Linked DNA regions of Homo sapiens: region 2 is linked to region 1. Evidence: read pairs that join two places in POLR2A ChIA-PET (ENCODE). Cell type or tissue: Panc1. All regions are shown on one strand. Links, peaks and the distances in the headings refer to the core of each region. The heading gives the core; the rest is flanking DNA.

Region 1 (9,431 bases), core at 1,042-9,041:
GATTGTGCCACTGTACTCCAGCCTGGCGACAGAGTAAGACTCCGTCTCAAAAAAAAAATTAAAAAGATGTATTATGATTGTCAATAATATTTATTAAAATTAAATAATGCTTAATTATCTAGAAAGCTTTGATTCTGTCAACAAGCCTGAAATATAATAAGACTAGATATTATAACCCATCTCTTTTTTTTTTTTTTTTTTTTTTGAGACAGAGTCTCCCTCTGTTGCCCAGGCTGGAGTGCAGTGGCGTGATCACAGCTCACTGCACGCTCTGCCTCCTGGGTTCAAGAAATTCTTCTGCCTCAGCCTCCCAAGTAGCTGGGACTACAGGCACACACCAACATGCCCAGCTAATTTTTGTATTTTTAGTAGAGATGGGGTTTCACCGTGTTGGCCAGACTGGTCTGAAACTCCTGACCTCAGGTGATCCGCCTGCCCCGGCCTCCCAAAGTGCTGGGATTACAGGTGTGAGCCATCACGCCCAGACTACAACCCATCTTTTATAACTGAAGAATTGACTTGCCTACAGTCACAGAAGTTGGGAGAGTGATGGAGCTGGGATCAAGCCATTTTACAGGGATTCCCAGTCTCTTGTACCTTATCTTACTACAGTGCAGCTGATATATATATATATATATGATGCCTTCTTTCCCTCTCCCAAGCCAGAGATTGCATTTCAAAGCCCACAACACTTGAGTTTTACACTAGCTTCATTTTTTGAATATCTGTCCAGTGGTTTCCTTTATCAATCAAAGATTGATACATTCAAATTTGCATCAGAATATTTAACAATTTAGTACTTACATGTAAGTAAAAGATGAACCGGCTACTTCACTGTTAGCTATTTTCACTTTCCAAGATTGCCTTGGATGTAAAGAGAAATGACAGTAAGTAACTATTGTCATTTATTATGACAAGTTAGCATTTATTGAGTATCTATGTGCTAGTCACAGCAACCCTGCAGGTTAGGAATTATTCTCCCCATTTTACAGATGAGGGAACTGAGGCTTAAGGATGTTAAGTAACTGGCCCACAGTGACTCAGATACCTCATGACAACATCAGGATTTGGATTTGTGCCTCTGGCTCTGAAGTCTACATTTTTGCCACAGGGAAAAATAATCAATCATAGTGCCCTCATTCTTTTTGTTCCCAAGATGCAAGGGCTGAGTTTCCTAGTGGTCTTAAGTATAGGAGAACCAGGCCTACCTTTGGAAAATTGTTTCACTATATATCAACCCTGTTTATAACTTAATAGTATGCTGACCTCATGCTTGATTTTTGTTTTATTTTTGCTAACATGGCAATGTGTCAAGTGTTAATTTTTAAGCAATCTCTGTGTGTATCTTTGAAACTCATCTTTCACATGGACTGTGAGTACGTATTACCTCACACACTGCCCACCCTTCTTCCTGCAGACAATCATTAGTGTTTCAGCATTGAAAGTATCAGCATTGTTTTAGGAGCATTAGGAAAGAGGCTTCAGAAATCAATCCTGGGTGGCTGGGTGCGGTGGCTCACGCCTGTAATCCCAGCACTTTGGGAGGCCAAGGTGGGCGGATCACCTGAGGTCGGGAGTTCGAGACCAGCCTGACCAACATGGAGAAACCCTGTCTCTACTAAAAATACAAAATTAGCTGAGCGTGGTGGTGCATGCCTCTAATCCCAGCTACCTGGGAGGCTGAGGCTGGAGAAACGCTTGAACCTGGGAGGGGCAGGTTGCGGTAAGCCGAGATCGCGCCATTGCCCTCTAGCCTGGGCAACAATAGTGAAACTCCGTCTCAAAAAGAAAGAAAGAAAGAAAGAAGTCAATCCTGGGATTTATCCAGTTTACTGAGAGCGTGAGTTAAGTAAGCACGTAGCTTTCTGTATAGAACTTTTGAGATCTGTTGTATTTCTGGTGCCAATAAATGACATTTAAAAATAGCTTACCTTGGCCAGGCATGATGGCTCACACCTGTAATCCCAGCACTTTGGGAGGCCGAGGCAGGCAGATCACTAGAGGTCAGGAGTTTCAGACCAGCCTGGCCAACATAGTGAAACTTTGTCTCCACTAAAAAGACAAAAATTAGCCGGGCATGATTGTCAGTGCCTGTAATCCCAGCTACTTGGGAGGCTGAGGCAGGAGAATCGCTTGAACCCGGGAAGCAGAGGTTGCAGTGAGCCGAGATTGCACCATTGCACTTTAGCTTGGGAGATGAGCGAAACTCTGTCTCAAAGAAAAAAAAAAAAAGCTTACTTTAAAATAATACAAATTATGAGGATGTGAAGAAATGTTGCCGGTAGAAATGTAAAATGGTACAGTTGCTTTGAAAAATAGTCTGGCCATTTTCAAAAGGTTAAACATGGTTATCATGTGACCTATCAGTTCCACTCCTAGGTATATACCCATGAGAAATGAAAACATATGTCCACACAAAAGTTTATATTTATATATATATATAGGCATTATTTATAATAGCTGAAAAATTGAAACAACATACATATTAATATCTACCGCCTGATGAATGGATTCATAACATCTGATGTATGTACACAGTGGAATATTATTTGGCAGTAAAAAGGAATGAACTATTGATTCATACTGCAACATGAATGAATTTGAAAATATGGTAAGGAAAAGAAGCCAGACACAAAAGGCCATGTGTTGTATGATTCCTATATGAATGAAATGTCCAAAACAGACAAATGTATAAATTCAGAAAGTAGAGTAATAGTTGTCAGAGGATGTGGGGGATGGAGGAGTAAGGAGTGACTGATAATGGATATGAGGTTTCTTTGTGAGGAGATGAAAATGTTTTGGAATTAGATAGTGGGGATTATTGCACAGCCTGGTAAATATACCAAAACTAACTGAATTGTACACTTAAAAAAATTAAAGGCCACACGTGGTGGCTCATGCCTGTAATCCCAACACTTTGGGAGGCCGAGGCAAGCAGATCACCTGAGGTCAGGAGTTTGAAACCAGCCTGGTCCTACATGGTGAAACCCCATCTCTACGAAAAATACGAAATTAGCTGGGCATAGTATGGGTTCCTATAATCCCAGCTACTCTGGAGGCTGAGGCAGGAGAATCGCTTGAACCTGGGAGGCGGAGGTTGCAGTGAGCCGAGATCGAGCCACTGTATTCCAGCCTGGGCGACAGAGCGAGACTCTGTTTTAAAAAAAAAATTTAGGATGGGCGCGGTGGCTCACACCTGTAGTCCCAGCACTTTGGGAGGCTGAGGTGGGTCGATCACGAGTTCAGGAGTTCGAGACCAGCTTGGCCAACATGGTGAAACCCCATCTCTACTAAAAGTACTAAAATTAGCCAGGTGTGGTGGCGGGCACCTGTGATCCCAGCTGCTCAGGAGGCTGAGGCAGGAGAATCGCTTGAGCCTGGGAGGCGGAGGTTGCAGTGAGCTGATGTGGCACCGTTGCACTCCAGCCTGGGCAATAGAGCAAGACTCTGTCTCAAAAAAAAAGTAAATTTAAAAAATTTAAAAATAACGTTAAAAACTCAGAACAGTACTGTTGTTTTTTGTGGAGCTCTCAGGACTATGAAAGATGGGTGGGCAGGATTTAGACACTCAAATGAGTGTGAGGGGATTGAAGCTGAGGGAAAAGCAAAGGTAGGAAGATGTTCAAGAGTGGGGCCAGACCAGGTGCTGTGGCTGCTGCCTGTAATCCCAGCACTTTGGGAGGTCGATGTGGACGATCACTTGAGCCCAGTAGTTTAAGACCAGCCTGGACAACATGGCAAAATCCTGTCTCTATAAAAATTTTAAAAATTAGCCGGGTGTGGTAGCGCATGCCTATAGTCCCAGCTACTCTGGAGGCTGAAGTGGGAGAATCACTTGAGCCCAAGAGGTCAAGACTGCAGCAAGCTGTGATCATACAACTGCACTCCAGCCTGGGTGACAGAGACCCTGTCTCAAAAAAAAAAGGCAGGGTGGGGGGGTTGGGCAAATATAAAGTATAACAGAAGGGAAGCAGTTCAGGTTGTTAGTGGAGCAAAATGGGCATGAAGGCAAGGTATAGGAGTCAGTATCTTCATCTCCCATTTTTCAGACAAAGAAACCAGGGCTAAGAGGCCAACTGCTTGGCCAACCAGTATGTAATAGAGGCTGGATTCAACTCCAAAGCCAAGGCCCTTATTTATGCCTCTGTACTTCCTTCCTTTTTCCATTGCATTTTCTCACCTTTGTCACAACACCATGGCCTCTGTTCTTTTTTTTTTTTTTTTTTGAGACAGAGTCTCGCTCTATCGCCTAAGCTAGAGTGCAGTGGCGTGATCTCAGCTCACTGCAAGCTCTGCCTTCCCGGTTCACACCATTCTCCTGCCTCAGCCTCCTGAGTAGCTGGGACTACAGGCACCCGCCACCACGCCCAGCTAATTTTTTGTATTTTTAGTAGAGACGAGGTTTCACCGTGTTAGCTAGGATGGTCTCGATCTCCTGACCTTGTGATCCACCCGCCTCGGCCTCCCAAAGTGCTGAGATTACAGGCGTGAGCCACCACACCTGGCCAGCCTCTGCTCTTACGGATGGTAAAATTAAACCATGGAACCATGGATCATGACATTTTCAGTGAAGCAATTAAATACTTCTTAATTTCATGGCTTCTGGGGCTCCTTTAAAGTCCCTCACCTCCTATTCATATAGACTAGCTGTCACAAAGGCAGGATTCATGACCAAGAAGGCAACATGAGATACCTCCAGGTAAAGAGTCAGTTGCTTAAATGTCCACTTTACAAGCTATTAAGGAGGTCTAAGTACCTTCCCTGCAGAACAGCGATTTAAATTTTGCCCTGGAGCCACCCTTTCTCTAGTAAAGTTGGAATTTGAAGGCAAGTTAAGGAGGATGGAGTAGTGAGAGAGCTTGTAAGTAAAACAGCAAGTCCCTCTTCAGACTTCCCCTTAAATACAGCATCCCACACTCTCTAAGTAATCCATGGTTTTTACTGGAGCTTTATTGCAGTATCAGCTAGAGGTGCACCCTGCTTTTGTGTTTCCCTCCCCAACTAAAGAGCAAGCAGCCTATGTCACCCTTCATCTCAAATACAAATTAAAATTCCTAATCTCACCAGATGTGATTAAGATGATACTTGAAGCTGTTCACACACTTAGTAAGCCCAATTATATTTTTTATTAACACTGACATAGTTCCTTTTGTTGGTGAATCATAACTTTACAATTTTTAACTGAATGAAGCATCAATTACCCCCTCTCAGGTCACGTTGAGAACTTGGCAGTGGTGGAAGGTAAACTTAAATGGTGTCTGTACAGTTTGGGCAACACATTTTTAGATTTTTACATTAGGCTTTTGTGCTTCCTGACCTTGTGGTATCTCTCCTGCCCCAGAGGAGGATTGAAGGTTGGGAATGAATTGAGCCTCAGGGAATGAATCACAACCCCTTGAGCTGCCAAAGACCTCATTAGGTCATCTCTCTGTCCACCTGCTGGGACATGATTGCTAAGGTGTTTCTTAGGAGAAAGCTGTTTTAGAATCACTTTTGTACTTTGTGTTCAACTTTTGTTTTCCACTATTGATAACCTTTAAATAGGGACAAAAAGAGAATTGTAAAATATTTTCTTTGGCAATTAGGGTTTTCTTTTTGTTGTTGTTGTTAATGGCTTAAAATGTTCATTCACTCAACAGGTATTTTTTATTATTATTATTATTATTATTATTATTATTATTATTATTTTGTGTGTGTGAGACGGAGTCTTGCTCTGTCTCCCAAGCTGGAGTGCAGTGGCACAATCTTGGCTCACTGCAACCTCTGCCTCCCAGGTTCGAGCGATTCTCCTGCCTCGGCTTCCTGAGTAACTGGGATTACAGGCACGCACCACCACGCCTGGCTAGTTTTTTGTATTTAGCAGAGACAGGGTTTCGCCATGTTGGCCAGGCTGATCTCGAATTCCTGACCTCAGGTGATACACCTGCCTCGGCCTCCCAAAGTGCTGGGATTATAGGCGTGAGCCACTGCACCCGCCTCAACAGATATTTATTGAGCACTGCTATGTTTGAGGGTGCTGTGCAAGGTACAACACTGAGAAAAACAGTCATGTCTTGCCTTCATGGAGTTTACAGTTGGAGAAGAGCAAATGATACAAAATCACACAAATGTAAAACATGGTTTTGACACAGGTGCTCTAAATAAAAGGTACATGGTGTTCTCTCACTAACTCCATCCTCCTTAACTTGCCTTCAGATTCCAACTTTACTAGATAAAGGGTGGCTCCAGGGCAAAATTTAAATAGCCGTTCTGTAGGGAAGATACTTAGACCTCCTTAATAGCTTGTAAAGTAGACATTTAAGCAACTGACTCTACCTGGAGGTATCTCATACTGTCTTCTTGGTCGTGAAACCCGCCTTTGTGACAGCTAGTCTATATGAATAGGAGGAGAAGGACTTGAAATGAGCCCCAGAAACCATGAAATTAAGATGTATTTAATTGCTTCACTAAACATGTTTTAGGGACATTTTCCCTGACAGCAAGGGAACGAGGCAGTAACCCATCAGTGAGGATCTGTGGGTAGTTAGGAATTAACCTAGTAAAGAAGGGAGGAGACCAGGCACAGTGGCTCATGCCTGTAATCCCAGCACTTTCGGAGGCCGAGGTGGGCGGATCACTTGAGGTCAGGAGTTCGAGACCAGCCTGGCCAACATGGTGAAACCTCGTCTCTACTAAAAATACAAAAAAAAAGAAAAGTTAGCTGGGTGTGGTGGTGTGTGCCTGTAATCCCAGCCACTTGGGAGGCTGAGGCAGGAGAATTGCTTCAACCCAGGAAGCAGAGGTTGCAGTGAGCTGAGATCGTGCCACTACACTCCAGCCTGAGCAACAGAGCAAGACTCCATCTCAAAAAAAAAAAAAAAAAAAGGAAGGAGGAAAGAGTGTTGTAGGATGCGAAACAGCAAAGCAGCAGGACTACAGCAGGGAGGAGCAGGAGGCAAGAACTGCATGAACGCCTGTGCCCTCCAGACCCTTAGGATCAGTAAGGAGGGGCATGGGTGAGTGGGTTTGGAGCACCAGGCAACCCACTCTAACCAGATGGCTCTCCTTTTCTCTCTTTCATCAAGCCCTCTCTTAAGATTTCATGGAAAAACAAAGTTCTGCTGCTCAAAAGAAAAAAAAAGTTTTGAGAACTCACTGTCAGGCTATGTACGTGCCTAGCGAGAAAGTTTTATACCACATTTCATGTGTCATGCCACATACACACCCTTCCTCACCTCTTCACCACTGATGGAGAATTCAGTCTCTCCTTAAGCCTACTTTCATAAAATGCAATGAGAATGTTTGGATATCTGTACAAATTTCTGAGCTTGGTTGTCCAACACACAGCCCTTAACCATTATGAAAAACATCCTAATTGCAGATTAAAAAGGTAAAAAACCATATGGCATTATTTTAGGCCAGTGGGTTTTAAGTAATTTTTTAGCGGTGGAATCCATTTTCAAATGAGATCTAACATGAAGGCATCAAAAACTCAGGTGATTTTTATTTTCTTCTTTGTGTCTTTTATATTTTTCATGTTTTCTAATATGAACACGTATTGATTTTATAATAAGAAGAGAATGTTTTTAAAATTACATGGCTGTTTAGGGAAACTGAATTGTTTCATGACAACAAGGTTCAGGGACTAGTACAGATTGAAACAGATGGCTTCCCTCGGTGTAGTACCCCCCGTTGACCTTTTCACAACTAGGGATTACTAAAGCACAGAGTGACTATGGCTTTTTCACTGTGAAATTATATGACAGCAGAAACCTAACTGACAAACAGATGTTTTTCCCAAGTGGAGCTTTTCTTAATGAAATCGTTGCTTGGAAACCAGACCATAATAATAACTTCTCTATATTTAGTTTGTAAAGTGATTCAGTTTGCAAAATTATTAAGTCAGAGTATACTAATTAGATAAAATTGAATGTATCTATTATTTGTCTTGCAATTCAGCAACCAAATGGTTAAGCTAGGAGCAGAATTTCATCCGGGATATATCTGTCCAGATGCCATTCATAACAGGGGACATACAAGGAAAATGACAGCTCATAGAGCAACGCTGCTCTGCTCCTCACTGTGACTGCATTGGCACAGTGGTGTTTGATCTTTCACTCATACTTATTAGAAGCTGTTACTTGCAGCACTTATTAAGATGCTGAGACGATCAGTTGGGTCACTGGGTCAAAAATTGTACGTGAAAATGTGAAAATAAATTCAATTTAAATTACTCAGTGAGACAACAGTATAAAGGAGAAAGATTCAGGAGTGAATATACTTGTTTAGCATGATAGAATTTATCAGTGGAAAGTCTGATATACTATTAGTAATACAAAGAAACCTTAACATGCAGCATATTTGTCAGGTAGATTAAAACATTAAATCTTAAATTCAAACTATACATATTCTATAAAAAAATAGATATCTGCCTTCCACTTCCAGTAATAATGAGATAACTCAGCTAAAAATAACTATTATATAAGCCAGGCATGGTGGCTCACATCTGTAATCCCAACACTTTGGGAGGCCCGAGGCTGGAGGATTACCTGAGGTCAGGAGATCAAGACCAGCCTGGCCAACATGGTGAAACCCCATCTCTACTAAAAATACAAAAATTAGCTGGGCATGGTGGTGGGCACCTGTAATCCCAGCTACTCGGGAGGGTGAGGCAGGAGAATTGCTTGAACTCAGGAGGTGGAGGTTGCAGTGGGCTGAGATTGCACCACTGCACTCCAGCCTGCGCAATGGGGTGAGACTCTGTCTCAAAAAAACAAAACAAAAAATAAAAACAACTATTACATAGGGTAACATATTTAAAACACTTTAAAAGCATTAAAGAGCTCATAAGAAAACAGGGAATAACCAAGCCAGCATCTAAAGAGAAAACCAGAACTCTATGAGGTGAACTGAACATAAGAACCTGCATTTACTCTGAGGGCATTTGCTTGAAATTAAGCTGTGGGTTTCATGGCTTTGAAGGGCAACATTGCAGAAATGAAAGCCCAGACCAAGTTTGAAGTAGGAGTCTAACAGAAGGCCCTCCAACATTAAGCTTAGACCCGCTAAGGAATACGCCTCCAGATGTACCTTCAAGTACCTTCACCTGTTCCCAAGGGTCTGGGAGTAGACTTGTCTTGGCACTAAGCAGAGCAGGAGGGAATAAGGAAAGAAAACCTCTATCTGAGGCCAGGCACAGTGGCTCATGTCTGTAATCTGAGCACTTTGGGAGGCCGAGGCAGTTGGATCACCTGAGGTCAGGAGTTTGAGACTAGCCTGGCCAATATGGTAAAACCCTGACTCTACTAAAAATACAAAAATTAGCCAGTCATGGTGGCAGGCACCTGTAATCCCAGCCACTCGAGAGGCTGAGGCAGGAGAATCACTTGAACTCAGGAGGCAGAGGTTACAGTGAGCCGAGATTGCGCCACTGCACTCCAGCCTGGGCGACG
Region 2 (9,431 bases), core at 703-8,702, 99 kb after region 1:
TTGTTGCCCAGGCTGGAGTGCAGTGGCACGATCTCGGCTCACTGCAACGTCTGCCTACCTATTCAAGCGATTCTTCCACCTTAGCCTCCCTAGTAGCTGGGATTACAGGTATGTGCCACCACACGTGGCTAATTTTGTATTTTTAGTAGACAGGTTTTCACCATGTTGGTCAGGCTGGTCTCAAACTCCTGACCTCAGGTGATCTGCCCGCCTCAGCCTCCTTGCCAAAGTGCTGGGATTACAGGCATGAGCCACCGCACCTGGCCAGAAAAGGATTTTAAAGCAAATATTATAATTATCCTCAATGAAGTAGAGGAGAAATATTTCTGCAAAGATGGGAAATCTCAGAAAAGAAATAGAAATGATTTTAAAAGGGCCAAATGGAAGTCCTAGAACTAAAAACTACAGTGACTTAAAAAAAAATCACTAAATGGAATTAACCAAGAAAAGAATAAGTGAATTGAAAGATGGAGTACTAGAAATTATATAATGTGAAGAACAGAGAGGAAAAAGAAAAAGATTTAAAATATGAGTGATTTTAGGCCAGGCGTGGTGGCTCACGCCTGTAATCCCAGCACTTTGTTTGGGAGGCTGAGATGGGTGGATCACCTGAGGTCGGGAGTTCGAGACCAGCCTGACCAACATGGTGAAACCCTGTCTTTACTAAAAATACAAAGATTAGCTGGGCGTGGTGGTCCGTGCCTATAATCCCAGCTTCTCAAGAGGCTGAGGTAGGAGAATCACTTGAACCCAGGAGGTGGAGGCTGCAGTGAGCCGAGATTGTGCAACTGCACTCCAGCCTGGGCAACAGAGTGAGACTCTGTCTCAAAAAAAAAAAAAAAAAGAGTGATTTTAGGCTGGGCGCGGTGTCTCACAACTATAATCCCAGCACTTTGTTTGGGAGGCCAAGGTGGACAGATCACCTGAGGTCAGGAGTTCGAGACCAGCCTGGCCAACATGGCGAAACCCTATCTCTACTGAAAATACAAAAATTAGCGAGGCATGATGGTGGTTGCCTGTAGTCCTAGCTCCTCGGGAGGCTGAGGCTGGAGAATCACTTGAACCTGGGAGGCAGAGGTTGCAGTGAGCCAAGATCGCACCATTGCACTCCAGCTTGGGTCCATCTCAAAGGAAAAAAAAAAAAGGTGAGTGATTTGGTGTGACCAGAGGCTCTCAGGACCCTAATCTTACATTTCCCCTAGGAGCAGTGGTTCAATATCTGCTAATGCAGCACTCACAGCAACGTTATAAAACATAACTACCACAAATAACGAGAATTGAATATATATACAATTGGGAAAAAAGTTGATCTTAAAAAAATGAGTGATTGGGGGTTGATTTATCAAGGTAACTACTGCTGCAGCCCTCTACATAGTTTATTGAAAGTTAACTTCTTAGAAGGACTATAAAATATTTGAGAACTTTGCACATGGATTTATAGTGGCTAATATAATATATAGCCACAATATAAAATGGCAGCATTTTATATTGAAACTCTTTCCCTTGCTTTTTAGTATTAAAAGATAATTCTCAGAGCAGTTTTCTTCCTTGTAATCCCTAATTTTAGATGACAAAAGAATAATCTATTCTCTATCTGTTTTGTGGGAGATCAGTATTCAGCTTTAGAATTAATTCCTTCAAAATGATAAAAAGTCTTAACATCAGGTTGTTTCTTCAAAAACAAGCCAAACCTGGAAGCATCTTTAGAAGAGTTTGGGAGTTTTTTTTTCTTTTCTTTTCTTTTTATAAGACAGAGTCTTGCTCTGTCACCCACGCTGGAGCACAGTGGCGCAATATCAGCTCACTGCTGCCTCTGCCTCCTGGGTTCAAGCGATTCTTGTGCCTGAGCCTCTTGACTAGCTGGGATTACAGGTGCACGCCACCAAGTGCAGCTAATTTTTTGTATTTTTTTTTTTTTTTTTTTTTTTTGTAGAGGTGGGGTTTCGCCATGTTGGCCAGGCTGGTCTCAAACTCCTGACCTCAAGCAATTTGCCCACCTCTGCCTTTCAAAGTGCCAGGATTACAGGCGTGAACCACTGTGCCCTGCCAGGATTAATTTTTTTTTAAGAGATGGATGTCTTGTTCTGTTGCCCAGGCTAGAGTGCAGTGGTGTGATCAGAGCTCACTGCAGCCTGAAACTCTTAGGCTCAAGCAATCCTCCTGCCTTAGCCTCCCAGGGATTAATTATTAATTGACAGCTGTTTTAAGTTCTGAGGCAAACTCAGGCCTCCATGCAGGAATGATTTTTAATCACATGAGCTCAGTATTGGACTCTGATGGCTGAAGCCTCTTCCTGATAAGGTTATTTATGAATGGTGGGTTCACCATTAATACTGGAGATTACTCTCCTACTTCTCTGTGAGAGAGAAGGCAAACCCTGGCTAAAGAAAATAAATGGTTTGTATATGATGCTCTGCTTTTTTAATTACAAGAGTTACTCCTAGAGATTTCAGGGGCTTACTTGTCCCAGGATTTGAGTCAGGGTCCTGAGAGAGCAGGGCCAAAAGTGTGTTGGAAAAGGAGCAGTACTAGGCTGGGGACAGACCCAAGCTGAGGGAAGCTGATGAACAGCAAAAAGTCAAAGCCAGGCCCAGGCAGATGGGGCCGGCCTTCTGCAAGGCTGCTGCTGCTGACCCGAAGGAGGTAAAATGAGTGTGCTCTCTTCGTCAATAGCACCAGAGCCCCCTCTTCCCCTTACCTTGTATTTCTTGTCACTGTTTCTTAATTTGAGACATAATTTATATAGTATAAAATTCACCCTTTCAAAGTATATAATTCTGCAATTTTAGCATATTCATAAAGTGGTGCAATGCTCATCAATATCTAATTCCACAACATTTTCATTGCCCCCCAAAAGAAACTCCATACTCCACTCCCCAATTCTCCTCTTCCCCGTTCTCCTCTCCCCCAAGCCCCTAGCAATCACTAATCTACTTTCTCACTATGGATTTGCCTATTCTAGACATTTCATATAAATGAGTCATACAATATGTGGCCTTCTGTGTCTGCCTCCTTCCATTCCTTTAGTATCATGTGGTTAAGGCTCATCCATGTTTTCTTTCTTTAAAAATTTTTTTTCTTTCTTTTTTTTTTTGGAGACGAAGTTTCGCTCTTGTCCCCCAAGCTGGTGTACAATGGCGCCATCTCGTCTCACTGCAACCTCTGCCTCCCAGGTTCAAGCAATTCTCCTGCCTCAGCCTCCCGAGTAGCTGGGATTACAGGCACTTGCCACCATGCCTGGCTAATTTTTGTATTTTTAGTAGAGACGGGATTTCACCATGTTGGCCAGGCTGGTCTTGAACTCCTGACTTAAAGTGATCCACCACCCCTCCCCGCCCAGCCTCCCAAAATGCTAGGATTACAGGCATGAGCCACTATGTCTGGCTTTTTTTTTTTCTTTTTTATAAAGATGGGGTCTCACTATGTTGCCCAGGCTGGTCTTGAACTCCTGAGCTCATGTGATCCTTCTGCCTCTGCCTCCCCTCCCAAAGTGCTGAGATTACAGGCATGAGCCACCACACCCTGCCTGGCTCATCCATGGTGTAGCATATATCAGAGCTTAATGTTTGCAGCTGAATAAGATTCCATCGTATAGGTATGCCACATTTGTTTATCCATTTATCAGTTGATGGACATATAGGATGTTTCTACTTTTTGGCTATTTTAAACAATGCTGCTATGAACATTTGTGTAGAAGTTTTTGTGTAAATATATGTTTTCATTTCTCTTGGGTATATACCTAGAAGTGGAATTGTTGGGTCATATGGTAATTCTGTGTTTAACTTTTGAGGAACTGCCAGACTGTTTTCAAAGTGACTGCATGAGTTTACATTCCCACCAGCAATGCATGAGGTTTCCAAATTCTCCATATCCTCACGAACACTTGTTATTGTCCATCATACATTCTAGCATGTATCAAATATGAACTCCTATGATAAGGTTTAGATTTTGCATCTCCCTCATGGCTAAAGATGTTGAGCTTGTTAGGTTTTTGTTTTTGTTTTTTCTGAAACGGGGTCTCATGGTCATCCTGGCTGGAATGGTGTGGCACGATCATGGCTCGGTGCAGCCTCAAACTCCTAGGCTCAAGCAATCCTTCCACCTCAGCCTCCTAAACTATGCCACCATGCCCAGCTAATTTTTTTTTTTTTTTTGAGACGGAGTCTTGCTCTGTCACCCAGGCTGGAATGCAGTGGTGCGATCTCAGCTCACTGCAACCTCCGCCTCCCGGGTTCAAGCAATTCTCCTGCCCCAGCCTCTTGAGTAGCTGGGATTTCAGGCATGTACCACCATGCCCGGCTAATTTTTGTATTTTTAGTAGAGACAGGGTTTCACCATGTTGGTCAGGCTGGTCTTAAACTCCTGACCTCATGATCCACACACCTCGGCCTCCCAAAGTGCTGGGATTACAGGCTTGAGCCACCGCGCCCGGCCCTAATTTTTTTATTTTTTGTAGAGATGGGGTCTCACTATGTTGCCCAGGCTGGTCTCAAACTCGTGGGCTCAAGTAATCTTCCTGCCTCAGCCTCCCAAAGTGCTGGGATTACAGGCGTGAGCCATTGCACTTAGCTATTTGTATATCATCTTTGGAGAAATGTCTGTTCAATTTCTTTGCCCATTTTTTAATTGGGTTGTCTTTATTGTTGATTTATTTATTTTCTAATTTAATTTTTATTCCCCCCAAATAAAAATATTATGTAATTAAATTACATATTAAATTGATTGCATAATTTAAAATATAATGTAATTAAATATTATTTAAAATAAAAATAAAATTACATAAACATATGTATTTTTAAAACAATAGTTTTACAAAGCTTGTTTCTCACTTAGTGTTCCTATTCCCCATCAGCAACCATTTTCCACTTGTTTTGTTGTTTTGTTTTGGTTTTTAAATTTACTTTCGGCTGAGCACGGTGGCTCACGCCTGTAATCCCAGCAGTTTGGGAGACTGAGGTGGGTGGATCCTGACTTGAGGTCAGGAGTTCAAAACCAGCCTGGCCAACATGATGAAACCCCGTCTCTACTAAAAATACAAAAGGCTGGGCACAATGACTCACACCTGTAATCCCAGCACTTTGGGAGGCTGAGGTGGGCAGATCACCTGAGGTCAGGAGTTTGACAACACGGTGAAACATGGCCAACATGGTGAAACCCTGTCTCTACTAAAAATACAAAAATTAACTGGGTGTGGTATTGGGTGCCTGTAATCCCAGCTACTCAGGAGGCTGAGGCAGGAGACTCATTTGAGGTCAGGAGGCAGAGGTTGCAGTGAGCTGAGATTGTGCCATCGCACTCCAGCCTAGTGGACAAGAGTGAAACTCCATCTCAAAAAACAAAAAATACAAAAATTAGCCAGGCATGCGCCTGTAATCCCAGCTACTCAGGAGGCTGAGGCTGGAGAATTGCTTGAACCCAGGAGATGGAGGCTGCAGTGAGCCAAGATCACGCCACTGCACTTCAGCCTGGGCAACAGAGCGAGACTGTCTCAAAAAATTAAAAATATATATATATATTTTTTCCATATTTACAGATGGTATGCTTATACTGCTATTTCTTGATTTTCCTTTTTTCTTTTCTTTCTTTCTTTTTCTTTTTTTTTTTTTTTTAGACACAGTCTTGCTCTGTCGACCCAGGTGGGAGTGGTGCAGTGCCACCATCATGGCTCACTGCAGCCTTGACCTCCTGGGCTCAGACAATCCTCCCACCATAGCCTCTGAGTAGCTGGGACTACAGGTGTGTACCACCACACCTGGCTAATTTTTTAAATTTTTTGTAGAGATGGTGTCTCCCTATATTGCCCAGGCTAGTCGTATCAAACTCCTAGGCTCAAGCAATCCTGCCACCTTGGCCTCCCAAAATGATGTTGGGATTGCAGGTGTGTGCCATTGCTCTCAGGCCTTGATTTTTCTTTTCTTTTTTTTTTTTTTTTGGAGACAGGGTCTTGCTCTGTCTCCCAAGCTGGAGTGTAGTGGCACAGTCTCAGTTCACTGCAACCTCAGCCTCCCAGGCTTAAGCAATCCTCCCACTTCAGCCTCCCGAGTAGCTGGGACTACAAGCACACACCACCACACCCAGCTAATTTTTGTATTTTTTGTGGAGACTGAGTTTTGCCATGTTGCCCAGACTGGTCAAGACCTGAGCTTGAGCCATCTGCCCACCTCGGCCTCCCAAAGTCATAGGATTACAGGTGTGAGCCACTGTACCCAACCTTGATTCTTCAGTTCACTTGACCTCCTAGTATGTATAAAAGTGGGCCCCCTCAGCTTCTGTTCCAAAGGTGGAAAAACTGGCCTATGTGGGAGGTATGAAGAAACAGTCCAGTGGCTTTGGCTTCAAGTATGGACTCTGGAGCTGGATGTCCAAGCTGAAATCCCAGCTTTGCAACTTGCTGGCAGTGAGACCCTGCACAAATTAGTTGACCTCTCTTCTCCTCAACTTCCTCATCTATAAAATGGAAATAATAATAATAGTGCCAGGCACGGTGGCTCATGCCTGTAATCCCAGCACTTTGGGAGGCCGAGGTGGGTGGATCACCTGAGGTCAGGAGTTCGAGACCAGCCTGGCCAACACGGAGAAACCTCATCTCTCCTAAAAATACAAAATAAGCCAGGCATGGTGGTGCATGTCTATAATCCCAGCTACTCAGGAGGCTGAGGCAGGAGAATCGCTTGAATTCGGGAGGCAGAGGTTGCAATGAGCCGAGATCGTGCCACTGTACTCCTGGCAACAAGGGCGAAACTCGGTCTCAAAAAATAAATAAAAATAATAGTACCACTTTATAGAGTTGTTATAAGAATTAATTGAACTTATCTATGAAAAGCATTTAGAATGTATAGGTTCTAAAAGCTCAATATGTATTCATTATTATTATTATTATTAACATGCTCTCACAAATATATATATTCCCCCTCCCCATTCTCCCTATTTAGTTACATTACAGTTTTTTAATATCAGCATTCAGTGTTTATGTTATTATGACTGTAACTGTTATCTATTCTATGATCACATTTCCTTTCTTGTTTGAATTTTAGTTTTCTCTAAAGTTAATAAATGTTTCATGTTTACATCTGTTACTTTTCTATGAACCTATCATTAATTCATCCCCAATCTTTGCTGAAAGTTTATAAATCTCATAAAAGGTTCAGACACATCAGGTAATCTAACAGCTTCATCTTCTTGGAGGCATGTCTCCTATAAGCCTTCATCCACTGCTCTTGTCTGGACTGGTTACTTCTAAGCCTACTGCAAGATTTAAGAACAGAGCACTCAAAAGCTGATGATACTCTATGTACAGGTACTTATTTATGGACTAGAGGACTTTATAAGAGGGTGATGATCTGGCCAGGTGATATCATTGGGAGACTCCGTACTGTGACTATGTTGAAGTCTTTCTTGGGGGGCTTGGCAGAAAAGAATCTTAGTCTCGGCCAGGCACGGTGGCTCACGCCTGTAATCCTAGCACTTTGGGAGGCCAAGGCGGGTGGATCACCTGAGATCAGGAGTTCCAGACCAGCCTAGCCAACATGGCGAAACCCGTCTCTACTAAAAATACAAAAAAATTAGCCAGGTATGGTGGCAGGGGCCTGTAATCCCAGCTAATCAGGAGGCTGAGGTAGGAGAATCGCTAGAACCCCGGGGATGGAGGTTGCAGTAAGCTGAGATCACTCCATTGCACTCCAGCCTGGGCAACAGAGCAAGACTCTGTCTCAAAAGAAAAAAAAAAGAATCTTGGTCTCCCATAGAGGATAGAAGCCTGGCTGGAGGGTTCCGGAAGATGAGTGGAAAGAGAAGGATGGAGGTCTCACCATTCAGTGTGTAGACTTTCACTTATCCTCCTGTTTTTACCATCGCACTCTCATCTGTGTCTCTATCTAATGTCTACCTATCCAGAGTCTCTCTGGTAGGACCCTCCAAAGGGTAAACACTCCAGGCTTCTGCTGGTTGGGGAGGGGCAGTTACCTGGATGCAGAGAGTAGTAGAAGAGGGCTCAGGGGACCTGATTGCTACTCAGACATACTCTCAACCAGGTCTTCTGTTCACCCTGATTTTAAGAGGCATGGTGCCATCAACTCCTGAAATTTTCTGAGATTCTGTGGTACGTTAGGCCTGCTTCTGGGACTCTTAGGCTTAATGAATCAATTTATCATCCAGACTGGGACACTTTTGAGGGTGAAAGAGGATACTATTAATAATTATTACCAGGGCATCAGGCATACAATATATTATCCTGGGCAAATCAGGACCATGACCCTAGGATTCATCCAACTACTTTCTAGTATCAAAACTTTTGTTGCTGGCCGGGCGTGGTGGCTCAAGCCTGTAATCCCAGCACTTTGGGAGGCCAAGGTGGGCGGATCACGAGGTCAGGAGATCGAGACCATCCTGGCTAACACGGTGAAACACCATCTCTACTAAAAATACAAAAAAAAAAAAAATTAGCAGGGCGCGGTGGCAGGTGCCTGTAGTCCCAGCCATTCGGGAGCCTGAGGCAGGAGAATGGCGTGAACCCGGGAGGCGGAGCTTGCAGTGAGCCGAGATCAAGCCACTGCACTCCAGCCTGGGTGACACAGCGAGACTCCGTCTCAAAAAAAAAAAAAAAAAAAAAAAACTTCTGTTGCTATTGTCTTGTTAGTTCTTTTTGTTCTGGTAACTTAAAGATGCCAATTTTTTTTTTTTATCCCTCTACATAATTTTAGTGGGGTTTCAAGAGAGAGCAGTGATGTATGCATATGTTCAGTCCACCAGCTTTCAGGAGACAGGCTTCATTCTTCCCTCTTTATCAATGGAGAAAGTAGGTATGAAGGGGCTGTGTGACTGTACTCAGAGTTATTTGGTTTTAAGTAAAAGAAACCTTGTCTAAACAAGCTTAAGCAAAGGGAGCGTTTAGCCTGTTGCATCCAAAGAAGGGCTGAACAACCACGTTGTGGGAAAAGCAGAGATAGAGCTGGGGGGTCAGCGACTCAGAATCACAAACTGGAATACTCCATCTCCTGTCTATGCTTCCCTTTCATTTCACCTTCAGTCCCCTGTCCTGGAATCTGGCTTTCTTCCTGTGGCAGCAACATAACCACTGATGGTGGCCCAGTGTTATATCCAACACTCAGATTCCCTTTCTAGACCCAAATGCAAAATTCTAGAAAGGAGTCTTAATGTTCCAACTAAGACTACATGTTCATCCCCAGATCAGCCAACTTGGCTGGGCCAGGTGTGGTGTGTGGGGTTGCTGGTTTGTGTAAAATCAGGTTCAGCCTCCACCATAGTCATTTGTGCAAAGTCAGGCTGGGGCCAGTGCCTAGGACTATTGCCTAGGACTAGGGAATAATCCCATAGATTTCCTCAACAGTAACTTGGCCAAATCCACGTGATGTTAGTGATGGGCTTGAAAAGTAAAGCTGAGCCAGGCGTGCTGGCGTGTCACGCCTGTAATC

The links. ChIA-PET counts read pairs that join two places held together with the same protein. Peaks named below come from ENCODE experiments on the same cell type or tissue, not always from the same donor. Only the 100,000 strongest peaks of a DNase experiment are listed, where the experiment ranks them.
Region 2: POLR2A ChIA-PET joins it to region 1 with 6 read pairs; 3 of 35 experiments call an interaction of 5 or more read pairs at or near these places.

What each region holds. Positions count from the first base shown.
Region 1 is chr16:68,947,405-68,956,835 of GRCh38, forward strand. The region is part of intron 14 of TANGO6 (transport and golgi organization 6 homolog); the gene reads left to right. Among named protein-coding and RNA genes, the nearest start is that of TANGO6, 110 kb to the left of the region's middle. In Panc1, for the core only: no CTCF peak of the experiment used is centred there; a DNase peak (open chromatin) is centred at 5,330.
Region 2 is chr16:69,046,354-69,055,784 of GRCh38, forward strand. All of the region lies in intron 17 of TANGO6 (transport and golgi organization 6 homolog), which reads left to right. Among named protein-coding and RNA genes, the nearest start is that of HAS3, 55 kb to the right of the region's middle. In Panc1, for the core only: no CTCF peak of the experiment used is centred there; no DNase peak of the experiment used is centred there.